2 separate regions of the Homo sapiens genome follow, and region 2 is linked to region 1. A link is a loop called in an ENCODE intact Hi-C map of the cell type or tissue named here. Cell type or tissue: mammary epithelial cell. All regions are shown on one strand. Links, peaks and the distances in the headings refer to the core of each region. The heading gives the core; the rest is flanking DNA.

The links. A loop is a pair of places that touch in the nucleus more often than their neighbours do. Peaks named below come from ENCODE experiments on the same cell type or tissue, not always from the same donor. Only the 100,000 strongest peaks of a DNase experiment are listed, where the experiment ranks them.
Region 2: it touches region 1 in a loop (9-fold over the local background); 40 of 110 quality-filtered maps call a loop at or near these places.

Annotation. Positions count from the first base shown.
Region 1 is chr4:152,730,509-152,738,846 of GRCh38, reverse strand. No RefSeq gene overlaps it. Among named protein-coding and RNA genes, the nearest start is that of TIGD4, 45 kb to the left of the region's middle. In mammary epithelial cell, for the core only: a CTCF peak has its summit at 3,314 (motif pointing right); no DNase peak of the experiment used is centred there.
Region 2 is chr4:152,651,421-152,659,758 of GRCh38, reverse strand. TMEM154 (transmembrane protein 154) reads left to right here. Exons shown (of 7, transcript NM_152680.3): 2 at 6,832-7,092; 3 at 7,183-7,221. Among named protein-coding and RNA genes, the nearest start is that of TMEM154, 24 kb to the left of the region's middle. In mammary epithelial cell, for the core only: a CTCF peak has its summit at 3,787; a DNase peak (open chromatin) is centred at 3,828; H3K27ac peaks cover 403 bases.

The DNA of each region.
Region 1 (8,338 bases), core at 215-8,214:
GGAGTGTTTTGCAGATGGAGGGGTGCCTTGTCTGCTGTCGTCTTTCCATGTAACACTGAGTAGTCTCAGAACTAATTTAGTGGATTTAGATTTGGAAGAATCCATCATGCTCAGGTCTTTTCCAAGACGGTCAGGTTTCTTGCATTCATCTTCTTACATCAGTGCTCAGGCATTTGCCATTGATATTTATAACTGCTGGCCCATTTCAGAGACTCTCTTTTTTACCAAGACAATGTCCTCTTATTTGGCAGCTCCTCCCTGGCCCCTGCATATCTGCTCTGGTGCCTTAGTAATAATCCTCTACTAAATTCAAGGCTGAAAGCAGACTCCCACGGCCTTTTTCTAAACAGCTCACATCATAATCTAATCAGTCCAGAAAGTTCAGAAACATTTATTGTGCACCAGGTAAGGGCCTGACACTGTATCAGGGGTTCTTGTATGTGTATCATCATGTATACACCAAACAGGAAAGAGAGAAACTCCTTAGTCTTCATTTCCAGCCCTCTGGCTCTCCCCAAATACTGGTCTTCTTTCTCCTAAGTCCCCCCAGGGTACCACTGCACCATAGGCAGGGTTGTTACTTTGCTCTAACACCTAGAGTTTCTCCTGCTAATGTGTGAATGAAGGGAAAGATACTTTCTCTGCTGTTCCTGAACCCTATTTTTGCCTTTTGGGTAATAATGCAGAGGGGAAGGGTAAAACCGACTGTGCAGCAGATACCTCTTAAAGGCTCCTGTCCTGGGCTACCCTCTGTTCCCAAGCACCTGACCTACTGCAGAGCATCTCCTCCTCTCTGTCCCCCATGCCAATTTCCAAAGGGAGCCTGCCAAAGGGCTGAGTGCAATCATCACCGAGCAGGGACCCCACAAGTTGCTGGACTATGGGGAGATCTGAAGGTTTCACAGGGGAGAGGCCCATGGAGGGCTTGGGGCAGCAACTAATACCAATTTGTACAGAAATACTGAACATTTTAAGAACTAATATGGCCATGCTAATGGATGCTAACCGTATCAGCCCTGCCTCACTGTGTGATCAAGACGGAATGACTTAACCTCACTGGGACTCAATTTCCATGTGCGTTCAAGGGATCGTATTTGTCTTACGTATCTTACAGCCATTATACTGGATCATTGTCTGTGATGAATACTTACTGCTTAATAATTTAAATGCAGAATTTACATGGCTTTTACTTAAACTTTACCTTTATATTTACCAAGACTCTCTGTATGACCTTGGGCCAATTATTTAACTTAACTGGATTTGTTTCCAAATCTGTGAAGTGGGAGGTAACAATAACACCCAGCTCAGAGAGTTGTAAAGATTCCGCAAGTGAATACAGGTGGGATGGTGGGAAGAGTGCCTGGCTTCATAATAATTAGGTGGCACTGAGTTGGCAGCTCCCTAAGTCCTATAAGTGGAAGGAGGGTCTCTGGGCTCCAGTTTTGAAAATGAAAGCCGTATGGGTGACTGGAAAGGGAGGCTGTACTTTTGTTTGCTGAATATTTATATTTCCAGATGCTGATAGTTACCAAAGACAAACAGAAAGGCAAAAAGGATTATTTTTTGACACTTACATGTCTTCTAAAAATTTCCCTTTGACTTTCTCAGTCATCATATACCTTGCTCCCTCTTTTTAACAATCTTGTTAATTTTTTCCACTATTTCCTTATATGAACTTGGGCAAATCACTTAATTTCTCTGAGCCTCACTTTCACTTCTGTAAAACAGGGACAAATATGTGAGAATCAAGCAAGATAAGGAATATGGAACTCCTTTGAAAATTAGAGGCATTGCATTGCTTTTATGAATGAAGACATTTTTATGGTTTACTAATTACATCAGCACAAACTTCTCTTTAGGATTGGAAATGCTTCCCTAAGGGTCATTAAAATCACAAGATAAATAACAAAACCTGTGGAGATATTCAAAGGGAAGGAGGACTATGTATCTTGAAAGTGGATAGAGCAGAAACCTGGAGAGACTTAATGGTGTTCACATATAGAAAAGGTTAGAGAGGATTATGTCCAGCTGTTTTCCATCTTCATTGATGACAGGATAAAAGAAAATGGGCATCAACAGGAGGGATTTAGCTAGACATGAAGAATTTCTCTGCTGTTGCAGATTTTAAAAAATTGAAATGTACTGCTTGGTCTGCATGAGGTTTCTACTCTGAAAATCCGCAGATTTGATGTGTAGTAAGGACACGAGAATTAGCACACCGGGTCAGATCAGGGGATTTGCCTGAAAACATCACAGATGTTCCCAAACTGCCATGTCCACATCCACACTTTTCTAGAACAAATTTATATTTTTAGCCTTTGCCAGTTTAATGACTTATGTGCTTTCTGCATATAAATTAGCATTCCTATTTATTAGTTAAGGGCTGTTGCATTGAGGTTAGAAGCACACACTTAGGAGTCAAAAAGCCTGAGTTCCAATCCTGATTTTGCCCCTTGGAGCTGTCTCAGCTTAGCAATTTTTTTATTTTTATGTTTTTCACCCTCTGTTGCCCAGGCTGAAGGGCAGTGGTATGAGCTCAGCTCACTGCAACCTCAACCTCCTGAACTCAAGTGATCCTCCCAGCTCAGCCTCTCGAGTAGCTGGTACTACAGATGTGCATCACTGCATGCAGCTTATTTTGTTTATTTTCTGTAGAGATGAGGTCTCTCTATGTTGCCCAGGCTGGTGTCAAATGTCTTGACTCAAGCAATTCCCCCACCTCAGCCTTCCAAAGTGCTGGGATTACAGGTGTGAGACATAGCATCTGGCACCTCGGCTGAGTAATTGAGTGCTATACCTTGTTTCCTTATCTCTAAAATGGAGATCATAATGGTTCTTACCTTATGGGTGGTTGTAAGCATGCCTGCCATGGAGCAAATGCTCAAAAATGGTCGCCAGGATTATGCTAATGCAGCCCCTTCATAGTTTCAAAGAGGTGCCTCTTAGAGCTAGTATGTAAAGATTTGTTATATTACTTCACTGTTTTGTATGTGTCCATTTTCTAGTCTGCAGTTTCTTCTTGTCCCTCCTCCTCCTTGTCCTCTTCTTTCTCCTTTTCTTCAATCCATTCTCACAGGAAAGTACATTTCTCTCCTTGTTTATGCTACTTGCCATTCTCTGAACTCTCTTCAGGTCCATTACATCTTTCTTGAAGGGAAGTGACCTGGAATTGTTCAAGTGTGATCCTCCCTAAAGGCAGAGAGATGGACTGAATAATTTATGAAGATACCTTCTGGCAATATCAATCTATGCAATGACTTTCAGGTTAAGGGAATTTTCGTTTCCAAACTACCTCATCAGTTAGCAGATATCTCCTTATAACACTAGGGGTCACTATTAAAGCAATATTTCAAAAGCATTAGCCTTCAACCTGCAATAAAATTGAGAAAATCCTTCAGAACACTGCGAGAGAAAAGATATTATACAGGTAGTTTGAGGGCAACAGCTGGGATTTTATCAGGTTCCTAAATTGAAATTCACTTATTTTTATTTTATTTTTTGAGAGGGAGTCTTGCTCTGTTGCCCAGGCTGGAATGTAGTGGTGAGATCTCAGCTCACTGCAACCTCTGCCTCCTGGGTTCAAGCAATTCTCCTGCCTCAGCCTCCCAAGTAGCTGAAATTACAGATGCCCACAACCACACCTGGCTAATTTTTGTATTTTAGTAGAAACGGGGTTTCACCATGTTGGTCAGGCTGGTCTCGAACTCCTGACCTCTAATGATCTGCCTGCCTTGGCCTACCAAAGTGCTGGAATTACAGGCATGAGCCACTGCACCCGGCCTTGAAATTTATTTCTAATCCCTTCTTGTTTCTCACCCCTAGAAAACAATTCCATTTTCCCTGAGGTGGTAAGACCTGGGAAGATCTGGGGGTGAAAAATCTGCTCTGGCTTGGACTGCTGACTTTAAATCCACTTCTCCAGCTCTGACACCTATGCCGAGCCAACTTCCATAGTTCCAAGCACCTTCAACTCATTTCCACGTGGCAGTCCCCGCTGCCTGCAACTTCAACTCCAGACATGTTAAACCAGAATCCACCTCCCAGTCCTTTATTCCCCTCCACTTTCACACCCAAATAGACTCCCTTTCTCAACTTCCTCATTGGTGATTAAGATTCAACCTGCAATTTAAAGGCCCTCATTCACCAAGTCCTTGCTTTTTAAATATATCTGCTTCTGTAAAATTGGAATAACAATAGTGTGCACTTTATAGAGTTGTGGGGATCAAGTAAGGCCTCCATTAGGCAGCCACCAAGAAAGGGCATGGCTCAGTGTAAGATGCCCCTTCAGCCAGACTCCACGCCTCTCCTAGCAACCATCAAGGGGGATCCCCAACCCCTCCAGCTCCTGTCAAGACACCCCACCCCACCCCCAATCCTTCACTATGTACCTTGTGACCATCAGGACTAATTTCATCATGTCCCTTATCCCCACTGATGTCTGTCCCACAAGAAACCCAAGACTCCCAGGTCACCTCTCATCCCTGGGCATCTAATCCCCATCTGACTCTGCCCATCCCCTTTTCTAGCCTCACTCGCCATCCTCCTCATCTCCCGAAACCCTTTCACTTGCAATCGTCAGCAGAATCCTTTCCTTCGTGCTCTCCTCTGAGTGTGTCCTTCCCCTCCCCCTGGAGGAGTAACTGAAACTTGGCTCTGTCCCCTGGTGACACTGCTTCCCTGAAGCCCTCTGCAGTGGTAGCTGGCTTCCCTTCCACAGGACCTGAAGGTTGGGGTAGGGTTCTTCTTGCTTCTCATTGCTGCTTCTAGACCATGCCCCCTGCCTCCTCCATAATTATCTTATCATCAGACCATATCACTTAGTCTCCAGTCATTTATTAATCACTTTTTTATAATTTTAATAACTGACCCACTTTCACTCACCTCAATATTACCTCTGTCTTGGGTCTTAGCAATTTCAAGTTACACACAGATGATCTTTCTAACACCCTGGCCTCTCTAGTGATCTTGTCCTCCATCCAACTCAGCCACTTATACCCATGGTCACACCCTAGGCCAGTGCTGTCCAAAAGAACTTTCTGCAATGATGGATATATTTTACAGCCACTCTGTCCAATAAAATAGCCTCAGTCACACGTTACATAGGGCTACTGAGTGCTTGAAATGTGACTTCTGCAAGTGAGGAACTGAATTTCAAATTTTATTTAATATTTAATGTAAATGTGAAGCATCTATCTGTGTTTGTATTCTTTGTTCACTCCTGTTCCTGTAGAGGAACTTAGCTCCTAGCTTAGGTCAACTCATCACTAGTACCTTAGAGGTCATTCCCTCCTAAAAAAATTCTCCTTCCTTTCTTCATCAGTTTCCCCCTCTCTACCAGGTTATTCCCATCAACCTCCAAGCATGGTGCTATTTCTCCCATCTTAAAAAAATATTTCTTGGCCCCAGCTTCCCATCTGGCTATTGCTATATTCCCCCAATTCCTTCTAGAGCAAAACTCCTTAAAAGAATTGTAGAGGTCAGGCGCAGTGCTGACACCTGTAATCCCAGCACTTTGGGAGGCCTAGATGGGAGGATCACCTGAGCTCAGAAGTTCAGGAACAGCCTGGGCAACACATTGATACCCCTGTATCTACAAAAATAAAAAATAAAAATGAAAATTAGCTAGGCGTGGTGGCACATGCCTGTAATCCCAGCTACTCAGGAGGCTGAGGCAGGAGGATCATTTGAACCCAGGAGTTTCGGCTGCCCTGAGCTATGATTGCACCACTGCACTCCAGCCTGGGCAACAGCGTGAGACCCTACCTCTAAAAAACAATAACAAACACACACAAATAATTGTCTATACTCACTGTACATTCTCACATTGCTACAAAGAAATACCTGAGACTGCGTAATTTATAAAGAAAAGAGGTTTGGCTGGGTATGGTGGCTCATGCCTGTAATCCCAGCACTTTGGGAGGCCAAGGCAGGTGAATCACTTGAGGTCAAGAGTTGGAAACTAGCCTGGCCAACATGGCAAAACCCTGTCTCTACTAAAAATACAAACACTAGCTTGGTGTGGTGGTGCGTGCCTGTAATCCTGGCTACTCAGGAGGCTGAGGCAGGAGAATTGCTTGAACCCAGGAGGCGGAGGTTGCAGTGAGCTGAGATCGCACCACTGCACTCCAGCCCGGCTTCAGAGGCGACAGAGCAAGACTCCGTCTCAAAAAAAAAGAAATAAAAGAGGTTTAATTGGCTCACAGTTCTCCAGGCTGTACAGGAAGCATGATCTTGACATCTGCTCAGTTTCTGGGAGGCCTCAGGAAACTTACAATTAAGGTGGGGGGTGAGGCATCTCACATGGTGGGAGCAGGAGCAAGAGAGAGCAAGGGGGGATATGCTGCACACTTTTAGACAACCAGATCTCTCGAGAACTGACTGTCAGAAGAAAAGCACCAAGGGGCTGGTGTCAAACCATTTATGAGAAATCCACCCCCAGGATCCAAGCACTTCCCACCAGGCCCTACCTCTAATACTGGGGACTACAGTTCAACATGAGATTTGGAGGGATGCAGATCCAAACCATATGATTCACAGACATCAATGTCTTTTCTCCCATTATTTCTTGAATCTCTACTCTGAAACTGCTCTGAACAGGGTACCAGTGACCTCCATATTGCTAAATCCTGTGATTCTTTCCCAATCCTCATCTGAGTTGACCTGTTGCAGCATTTTACACAGTTGTTTGATCATGCTGTCCTCCTTGAAACGCTTTTTTCACTTGGCTTCCGGAATAGCACACTTGCCTAGTTTTCCTCCAACTTTTCTGATGGTTCCATTTTCTCTCCCTCTCTCCCCACCTTTTTTTTTTTTTTTTTTTTTTTGGTTGGACACAGGGTCTTGATCTGTCATCCAGGCTGTAGCACAATGGTGCAGTCTCGGCTCACTGCAGCCTCCATCTCCCAGGCTCAATCAATCCTCCCACATCAGCCTCCTAAGTAGCTGGGACTACAGGCATGTACCACCACACCTGGCTAACTTTTTTGGTATTTTTTTGTAGAGACAGGGTTTTGCCATGTTGCCCAGGCTTGTCTCAAACTCCTGGACTCAAGCAATCCACCCACCTCAGCCTCCCAAAGTACTGGGATTACAGGCGTGAGCCACTGTGCCCAGCCCATTTTCATCTCCTATAATAGTTTCTTATTCCTCAACTCCTCAACTTCTGAACGTTGGAATGTCCAGGGGCCTAGTCCTCAGATCCCTTCTTTTTGTCTATATGCTCACTCCCTATTTGATCTCATCTAGTCTTATAGCTTTAAATATCACCTATCTGCGGATCATTCTCACATTGTTATCTCTAACACAGACCACTCCCCTGAAGTCCAGGCCAGTGTATCCAATTGGCATCTGGACATCTAAAATCTGACAGGTCCTAAACTGAACTCCTGGTATCTCCCTCCCCTCACACATAACTTGCTCTCTCCAGTCTTCCCTACCTCAGTTAAAGGCAACTCCATTTTTCCAGCTGCTCAGCCTAATCCCTTAGACTTATCCCTGTTTCCTCTCTCTCTCTCTTTGATCCATCAGAGATCCCTCAAGTTTTATTGACTCTATATTCAAGTTATAATCAGAAATTGATTGTTTGTCTATTTGTCACCCGCTCCACTGCAGCCATCTTGTTCTGAGCTACCATCATTTTTCTCCAGGAATATAGCACTAGTGGTTTCTCTGATTCTGCTCTTGTCCCTTGCAATCTATCCTCAAAAATCTGCCAGAGTGATCTTGTTAACATGTATGTTCCATCATATTGCTATCCTGCTCAGAATGCTCCAGTGGCTCCCAGCTCACTTGGAGTAAAAGCCAAAGCCTCATTAGGGCCCCCAAGGTTCAAGAAGATTGGGACTCCACTATGTCTTTACCTAATCTCCAACTTCTCCCCTCATTCACTGAAGTCTAGACAAACTGGCCTTCCCACTGTTACTGGAACTTAGCAGGTGTGTTCATGCCTCTAGGCCTTTGCACATGCTGTTCCCTCTGCATGGACTGCTCTTTGCCCAGATATTTTTGTGGCTAGTTCCCTCATTTCCTTCAGGTTTATTCAAATGTCGCCTTTTATTGAGGTCTTGCCTGGCTCTGCTATTTAAAATTTTACACTCCTCCCCAGCACTTTATTTCCCCTTTCCTGTGTTGTTTTTTCTCCTTAGCACTCAATATTATCTAACATGCTACTAAATTTTATTTATTTATCTTGCTTATGGTCTGTTTCCTCAGTGGAATGTAAGCTCCATCATAGTAAGGATTTTTGTTAGTTTTATTTGCTGCTGTATCTTATTGCCTGGATCAGTGTTTGATTTATTCACCTGTTTGTTTTTGGTTTATTTGTTTTGTTTTGTCTTTT
Region 2 (8,338 bases), core at 254-8,253, 79 kb after region 1:
GCCTTGAAACATGTTCCGCTTGGATAATGGGGGACTACTGTAAATGTAGGACAAAGCCACTTAACTCAGAAGGCAGAGATCAGTAAGTGGTGGATTTTTATTGACACATAATATTTTACATACTTATAGGGCACATGTGATATTTTTTGTTGCATGGATAGAATCTATAATGATTAAGTCAGTGTATTTGGGGTATCCATCACTTTAAGTATTTATCATTTCTATGTGCTGAGGACATTTCAAGTCCTGTCTTCTAGCTACTTTGAAATATAAAATATATTATTGTTAACTACAGTCGTCCTACTCTACTATTGGACATTATAATTTATACTGTCTAACTGTATGTTTCTACCCATTAACCAACCTCTCTTCTTCCCCTACTCTTACCCACACACCCTTCCCAGCCTCTGATATTTATAATTATACTCTCTACCTTTGTAAGATCAACTTTTTTAGCTCCCACATATGAGCAAGAACATAAGATATTTGTCTTTCTGTGCCTGTCTTATTTTACTTAAAATAATGACCTCCAGCTTTATCTATGTTGCAGCATAAGACATGATTTCATTCTTTTTTATGACTGAATAGTATTCCATTGTGTATATATACCACATTTTATTTATCCATTCAACCATTGATAGATACGTCGGTTGATTTCATATCTTGGCTATTGTGAATAGTGCTGCAATGAACACGCGAGTGCAATTATTCCTTTGATATACTGATTTATTTTCCTTTGGATAAATACCCAGTAGTGAGATTGAGGATTGTATGGTAGTTCTCTTGTTAGTTTTTTGAGAAATTGCCCTACTGTTTTCCATAGTGGCTGTACTAATTTACATTCCCACCAACAGTGTGTAAGAGTTCCCTTATCTCTGCATTCTTGCCAGAGATGAGGCAAGAATGCTTTTTCCTTTTCAACAATAACCTTTTTTTTTTTTCTTTTGAGATGGAATCTTGCTCTGTCACCCAGGCTGGAGTGCAATGGTGTGATCTCAGTTCACTGCAACCTCCAACTCCTGGGTTGAAGTGATCCTCCTGCCTCAGCCTCCCAAGTAGCTGGAACTACAGAAGTGTGCCACCATGCCCAGCTAGTTTTTGTATTTTTAGTAAAGCTAAAAATTTTGTATTTTTAGCTGGCCAGGCTGGTCTCAAACTCCTGACCTCAGGTGATCCTCCTATCTTGACCTCCAAAAATGCTGAGATTATAGGCATTAGCCACTGTGCCCAAAAATAACCATTCAATGAAATGATATTTCATTGTAGTGTTGTTTGTTTTTTGTTTGTTTTTAGTCTCTATTTCATTTAGTTCTGCTCTGATCTTTATTATTTCTTTCCTTCTACTAATTTTGGGTTTGATTTGCTCTTGCTTTTCTAGTTCCTTGAGATGCATCACTAGATTGTCTGTTTAAAATCTTTCTACTTCTTTGATGTAGGTATTTGTTACTATAAACTTCCCTCTTAGCACTGCTTTTGCTGTATCCCATAGGTTTTAGCATGGTGTGTTTCCATTTTTATTTGTTTCAAGCCTTTTTTAAAAAATTTCCTCCTTAATTTCTTTCTTGACTCAATGGTCATTCAGGAGCATGTTATTTAATTTCCATGTATTTGTACAGTCTCCAAAGTTCTTCTTATTATTGACTTGTAGTTTTATTCTGTTGTGGTCTGAGAAGATATTTGATATGATTTCAATTTTTAAAAATGTGTTGAGCTTGTTTTGTGTTCTAACATTGTTTTCATGATGATAAATATTGTTCTTTTGCTTCTCAGTGGACTCCCTTAAGCATTTCTTTTAGGGCCAGTCTAGTGGTAACGAATTCCCTCAGCTTTTGCATGTCTGGGAAAGACTTTGTTTTTCCTTTGTTTTTGAAGGATAACTTTGCTGGGTATAGAATCCTTGGTTGACAGGGTTTTTGTTGTCATTGTTTTGTTTTCTTTCAGCCCTTTGACTTTATTACCCTGTTGTCTCCTGGCCTGTAAGATTTCTGCTGAGAAATTAACTGTTAGTCTGATAGGGGTTCCTTTATAGGTGACTACATGCGTTTCTCTTGCTGATTTTAGATTATTTCTTTGTCTTTGATGTTTGACAGTTTGACTATAATGTGCTGTGGAGAAGTCCTTTGTTGAATTATATCTATTTGGAGAATTCTGAGCTTCCTGTATCTGGATGTCTAAATCTCTTGCGAAACTTGGGAAGTTTTCATCTATTGTTTCATTAAACAGGTCTTCTTTTTCTTTTTCTTTTTAGGCAGGATCTGGCTCTGTTGCTGAGGCTAAAGTACAGTGGCACAATCTCAGCTCACTGCAACCTCTGCCTCCAGGGCTCAGATGGTCCTCCTGCCTAAGCCTCCTGAGTAGCTGGGTTTTCAGGAGCATGCCACCACACCCAGCTAATTTTTGTATTTTTAGTAGAGATGGAGTTTTGCCATGTTGCCCAGTCTGGCCTTGAACTCATGAGCTCAAGCAATCTGCCCTCCTTGTCCTCCCAAAGTGCTGGGATTACAGGCATGAGCCACTGCATCTGGCCTTGTTTCATTAAAAAGGTTTTCTAACACTCATTTTCTCTTTGCCTTCTTGCTTTATGGTATCTCGTATGTCACACAGGCTTTTCTCATTCTTTTTTCTTTATTTTTATCTGACTAGGTTATTTCAAAAGACCTGTCTTCAAATTCTGAGATTCTTCCTTCTGCTTGATTTAGTCTATTGTTGAAGCTTTCAAGTGTATTTGATTTTATTTTATGAATTCTTCAGGTCCAGAATTTGTTTGGTTCTTTTTTATTATCTCTATCTCTTTGGTGAATTTCTCTCATTCATACCCTGAATTGTTTTCTAATTTTGGGTATTGTTTTTCTGTATCCTCTCATGGCTGGAGTGCAATGGCATGATCTTGGCTCACCGCAACCTCCACCTCCCAGGTTCAAACGATTCTCCTGCCTCAGCCTCCTGAGTAACTGGGATTACAGGCATGCACCACCATGCCCGGCTAATTTTGTATTTTTCGTAGAGATGGGGTTTCTCCATGTTGGTCAGGCTGGTCTTGAACTCCCGACCTCAGGTGATCCACCTGCCTCAGCCTCCCAAAATGCTGGGATTACAGGCATGAGCCACTGCGCCCGGCCTCTGAATTTACTTTCATAGGGGAGGAAAAAGTTCTCCCCTATGAAAGTAAGGTGTTTCTTTGGTGTTGGTTAGGTAGAGTGCTTTGGCTTTGATTCTGGGTATGTACATTAGTGTAGTCTCCATATGATTTATTCTGCTGGAACCAGTGCCAGTAGTATCTGTGGCTTCCCCAGCAGCTTAGGATGTGGTTGTTAGTGGAGGCTGTGGTGAAGTATTGCTGGGGACTAGGATACCAGGTGGGCCAGTCTTCAGGCCCCAGTGGTGACAGGGGTGGGTTGAGCATATCTGTCCTTGGATCCCAAGGCAGTATACACTGGCACTGGTGTTAGTGTGTCCAGGCAGGCTGGTTTTTGGGCTTCCAGGTGTCTTGCTTGGGTGCTAGAAATGGTAGTGGTTAGCCAGGCAGGTAGGCAGATTGACGTGGGTGTTGGCAGTATCAGTGGTAGGACAACACGCTGGGTCCCAAGTACCCATGCTAGTGTTGGCAGTGGTTGCAATGGACTGGGCAGGCCAGTCCCCAGGCCTGTAGCTGGTACATGAGGGTGGATGCCAACTATGATGGTGGCAGCAGAGTGGGTAGTCCCAACCTCAGGCATCTGGGAGGAATGCTGTGGTGCCAGTGGTGATGGACTAGACTGGGCTGGGCAATCACCAGGCCCCAAATGGCACACTCAAGTACTGCACTGGGAGAGAGCTGGCCTGTGCAGACCTGTTCTTTGACTCTCTGGTGGGGCATGCAGTAGCTGGCTGTAATAGGTAGGGGTGAAGCAATCCCCAGGCTGCTGATAGAAAGCTCAGGTGAAGGCAGCAGTGACTACACTGCTGCCTGCTACTGCAGAGGATGGGATTGCTTTCAGTGGGAGCAACCATAGGCAGCCAGCTGGGGCTATGCTTTGCTCATGCTTTGGCCCTAGCAGCAGCAGTTTATAGCAGCAATAGCTGAGGACAGTGGAGTTTGTCCTTGAGGCACATAAACATGTGTGAGCGCCCCGCTGCTGGCCAGGGGTGGGGGGAGGGGTGCTGCCAGCGGCTCCTACCTTGGCCCTGGCAGCAGCAGCCAGCAGCGCTGGTGGCTGCAGGCAGGAGCTCCAGAGACATGGAGATTCAGGGGCTGTTGGGCCCTAGGGCAGGATACAGTCTGGTGGGGGCTGGGCCCTCAAAGTGGCACTGTGCTGCAGCCACTAGGGCTCAGGGGTGTGTGGGACTCCGCATAAGGTCCCTCTCTGGAGCAATGCCATTGCACAGTGTACAGGCGCTCTCAGTGTTAGTCTCAGGGCCTGTGAGAGTTGAGGGGCTCTCCCGTGGCTAGGCTGCAGGAGTCTGCAGTGGAAATATGGACCACTACCCTTTCCCCACATTGGGGAGCTTCTCCTGGCTCCCAGCCAGTCTCAGCCAAGAAGGATGCCTTATTTCCCTCTCCTTCCGTGCTTTAAGTGTTGTCTATTACTACTCTGTTGAATTCCTGTGTTCTCCCTTAAATGATCAATTCAAAATGTAGCTTATCTACTCAGTATTTTTGTTATTTTTTGTGAAGAGGTGACTGCCAGATGCATCTAGTCAGCCATTTTGAAGCCCCTCCACTCTTCAAACATTGGTAGTTTTTTTTTTCAATCCTGCCTTTGGCATATACACATGAGAAACACCAGTGAGTTTACTCTGTAGTTTGTAATTGATTCTGATGGTTTGGGGTTGCATTTACTAAAGGGATTATCAAATGAATTCCCTGATGTGGGAGACTGAAAGTATTTATTCATACAATCAACACAATTAGATTCTTACTGTCTTAGCTCAGATACCATAACAAAATACCACAGACTGCAAGACTTAAAACAACAGACATTTATTTCTCACAGTTCTGGAGGCTGGGAAGTTCAAGATCAAAGGTGCTAGAAGATTTAGTATTTGGTGAGAACTCTCTCCCTGGCCTGCAGTCACCACCTTTCCGTATCCACATATGGCAAGGAAAGAGAACTCTGGTTTTCTTATCTTCTCATAGGAGCAATAATCCTGTCATAGGGTCCCCACTCTCATGACCTCATCTAAACCTAATGACCTCTCAAAGGCCTCACCTCTTAGCCCTAATCCATCACATTGAGGATTAGGGCTTCAATATATGAATTTGAGGGGAATGCAAACATTCAATTCATAGCAGTGACCAAACATTTTTATTGTTTCAACCAAAATCAGAGGACTCCATTGTCATGGGATTATGAAGATAGATGAACTATTGAATTGGCTCTGCAATGTCCAGTTTGATCATTCTGTAAAGTAATTGCCTAACCTATACCGCAGAGTGTGGTTTAAAGCAGCTGACTTCTGTATTTGCATAGTTCCTTTCACCTTAGAATAACTTTCTTGTAAATTATCTCATTTGATAAGTTTTCTGTAGCATCAACTTACGAGGTATTTTCCTCAGTTGGCCCCTTCTGAAAGGTAGACAACATTATACGATATTAGGACAAAGACCTTCAGCTTATCTTACCATGACTACTGCTTAGACAGGTAAGGAAAAGTTTTTCAGATAGTCATCAAGTCAGTAGTCCTTTCTCATCCTGATGGTTTTTATTTTCCTTTTCTTTTTTCTTTTTCTTTTTTTTTTGAGATGGAGTGTCGCTCTTGTTGCCTAGGCTGAAGTGCAATGGCGCGATCTTGGCTGACTGCAACCTCTGCTTCCTGGGTTCAAGCAATTCTCTTGCCTCAGCCTCCCAAGTAGCTGGGATTATAGGCATGCACCACCACGCCCAGCTAATTTTTGTATTTTTAGTAAAGACAGGGTTTCACCATGTTGGTCAGGCTGGTCTCGAACTCCTGACCTCAGGTGATCTGCCCACCTCAGCCTCCCATAGTGCTGGGATTACAGGCGTGAACCACCATGCCCGGCACAGTCAATTCATTTTCAAAGAATTATTTTCCATTGATAGGTAACCTTTTATTTAAATATTAGGACACAGACAGGCGCAGTGGCTCACACCTGCAATTCTAGCACTTTGGTAGGCTGAGGCGGGTGGATCACTTGAGGCATGGAGTTCGAGACCAGCCTGGCCAACATGGTGAAACCCTGTCTCTACTAAAAATACAAAAATTAGCTGGGTATGGTGGCACATGCCTGTAATCCCAGCTACTCTGGAGGCTGAGGCACGAGAATTGCTTGAACCCAGGAGGTGGAGGTTGCAGTGAGCTGAGATCATGCCACTACGCTCCAGCCTGGGCAATGGAGCAAGACTCTGCCTCAAAAAAAAAAAAAAAAATTAGGACACAGAGTGCATTTCTTTACATCTAAAAGTGCTGTATGGCATGTACTTAATTTTAGTAAATGTGAATTTAAATTTATTCAGACATTTTGTTAAAATATTATCATACCCTATAGGAGATGTCCTGTAATATCACATTACTTGGCTTGGAAAATCACCCTTAACATGAGGAAGCTTCCGAATCCACTTTGCTTAAGCGTATCTAAAATGTCTGGTCAATGCAAAACTGCCTACCTTTGTGCAAGGTTTTTCTCTGAGCTCTGATTCCATATTCAATACACTCCCAGCTTGAGCTTCATTTATGTTAAATCAATGTTCTGTGTCACACTTAGCTTGGAGGCCAAGTATAGTGGGTCAAATTTATCACAGAATGTATCTAGGAATAATTTAAAAATCATTGACAATATAACATACTAACTTTGTCTCCATGGAAATTTCAATTTTGTATCTATTCCCACAGGTAATTATGAGGAATTAGAAAACTCAGGAGATACAACTGTGGAATCTGAAAGACCAAATAAAGTGACTATTCCAAGCACATTTGCTGCAGTGACCATCAAAGAAACATTAAATGCAAATATAAATTCTACCAACTTTGCTCCGGATGAAAATCAGTTAGAGTTTATACTGATGGTGTTAATCCCATTGATTTTATTGGTCCTCTTACTTTTATCCGTGGTATTCCTTGCAACATACTATAAAAGAAAAAGAACTAAACAAGGTAAATATTTGGTGTATTTCCATTTCCAGAAAATTGCTTCATGTGTTAGTGAACAATCAATAAAACAAAATATTCTTTGCTTTGATACAGAACCTTCTAGCCAAGGATCTCAGAGTGCTTTACAGACATGTGAGTATTATCCTAAAACCTGCCTACAGGTGGGGGTGGGATTGGAGAAGGAGCAGAGATGTTTTAAAATTAAGCAACAAGGACTACATATAATAGTAAGTGATAAATAATACATTTCAATGAAATTTTCCAGAAGTGAATATATGCATATTCCTTTCTTTAAAAAAAAAAAAAGTTTAATTGAATTTCAAAATACAGGCACGCCTTGTTTGGTTGCACTTTGCTTTATTGCACTTTACAGGTATTGCTTTTTTTTTTTTTTTTAACAAATTGAAGTTTTATGGCAACCATTGCCTCAAACCAGTCTATTGGTATCATTTTTTCAACAGCACATGTTTACTTTGTGTCTCTGCATTACATTTTGATAATTCTCACAATATTTCAAATGTTTTCAATACTACTATGCCTGTTATGGTGATCTGTGATCAGTTATCTTTGATATTACTGTTGTAATTGTTTTGGAGTGCCTGAAACCATGCTCACAGAAGACAGTGAACTTAATTGATAAACATTGTGTGTGTTCTGACTGCTTCACCAACAAGCCATTCCCTGTCTCTCTCCCTGTCTTCAGGCCTCTCTATTCCCTGATACAGAACAATATTGAAATTAGGCCAATTCATAACCCTACAATGGCATGTAAGTGTTCAAATGGAAGAAGAGTCACATATCTCTCATTTTAAGTGAAAAGCTAGAAATGATTAAGCCTTGTGAGGAAGGCAAGTTGAAAGCTGAGATAGGCTGAAAACCAGGCCTCTTGTGCCAAACATTTAGCCAAGTTGTAAATGCAAAGAAAAAGTTCTTGAAGGAAACTAAAAGTGCTACTCAGTGAACATACAATGATAGGAAAGCAAAGCAGTATTATTGTTGATATAGAGAAAGTTTCAGTGGTCTGGGTAGAAGATCAAACCAGTCACAGCATTCTCTTAAGCCTAAGCCTAATCCAGAGCAAGGCCTTAATTCTCCTTAATTCTACAAAGGCTGAGAGAGGTGAGGAAGCTGCAGAAGAAAAATTGGAAGCTAGCAGAGGGTGTTTCATGAGGTTTAAGGGAAAAAGCCATTTCTATAACATAACAGTGCAAGATGAAGCAGCAAGGACTGATGTAGGAGCTGCAGCAAG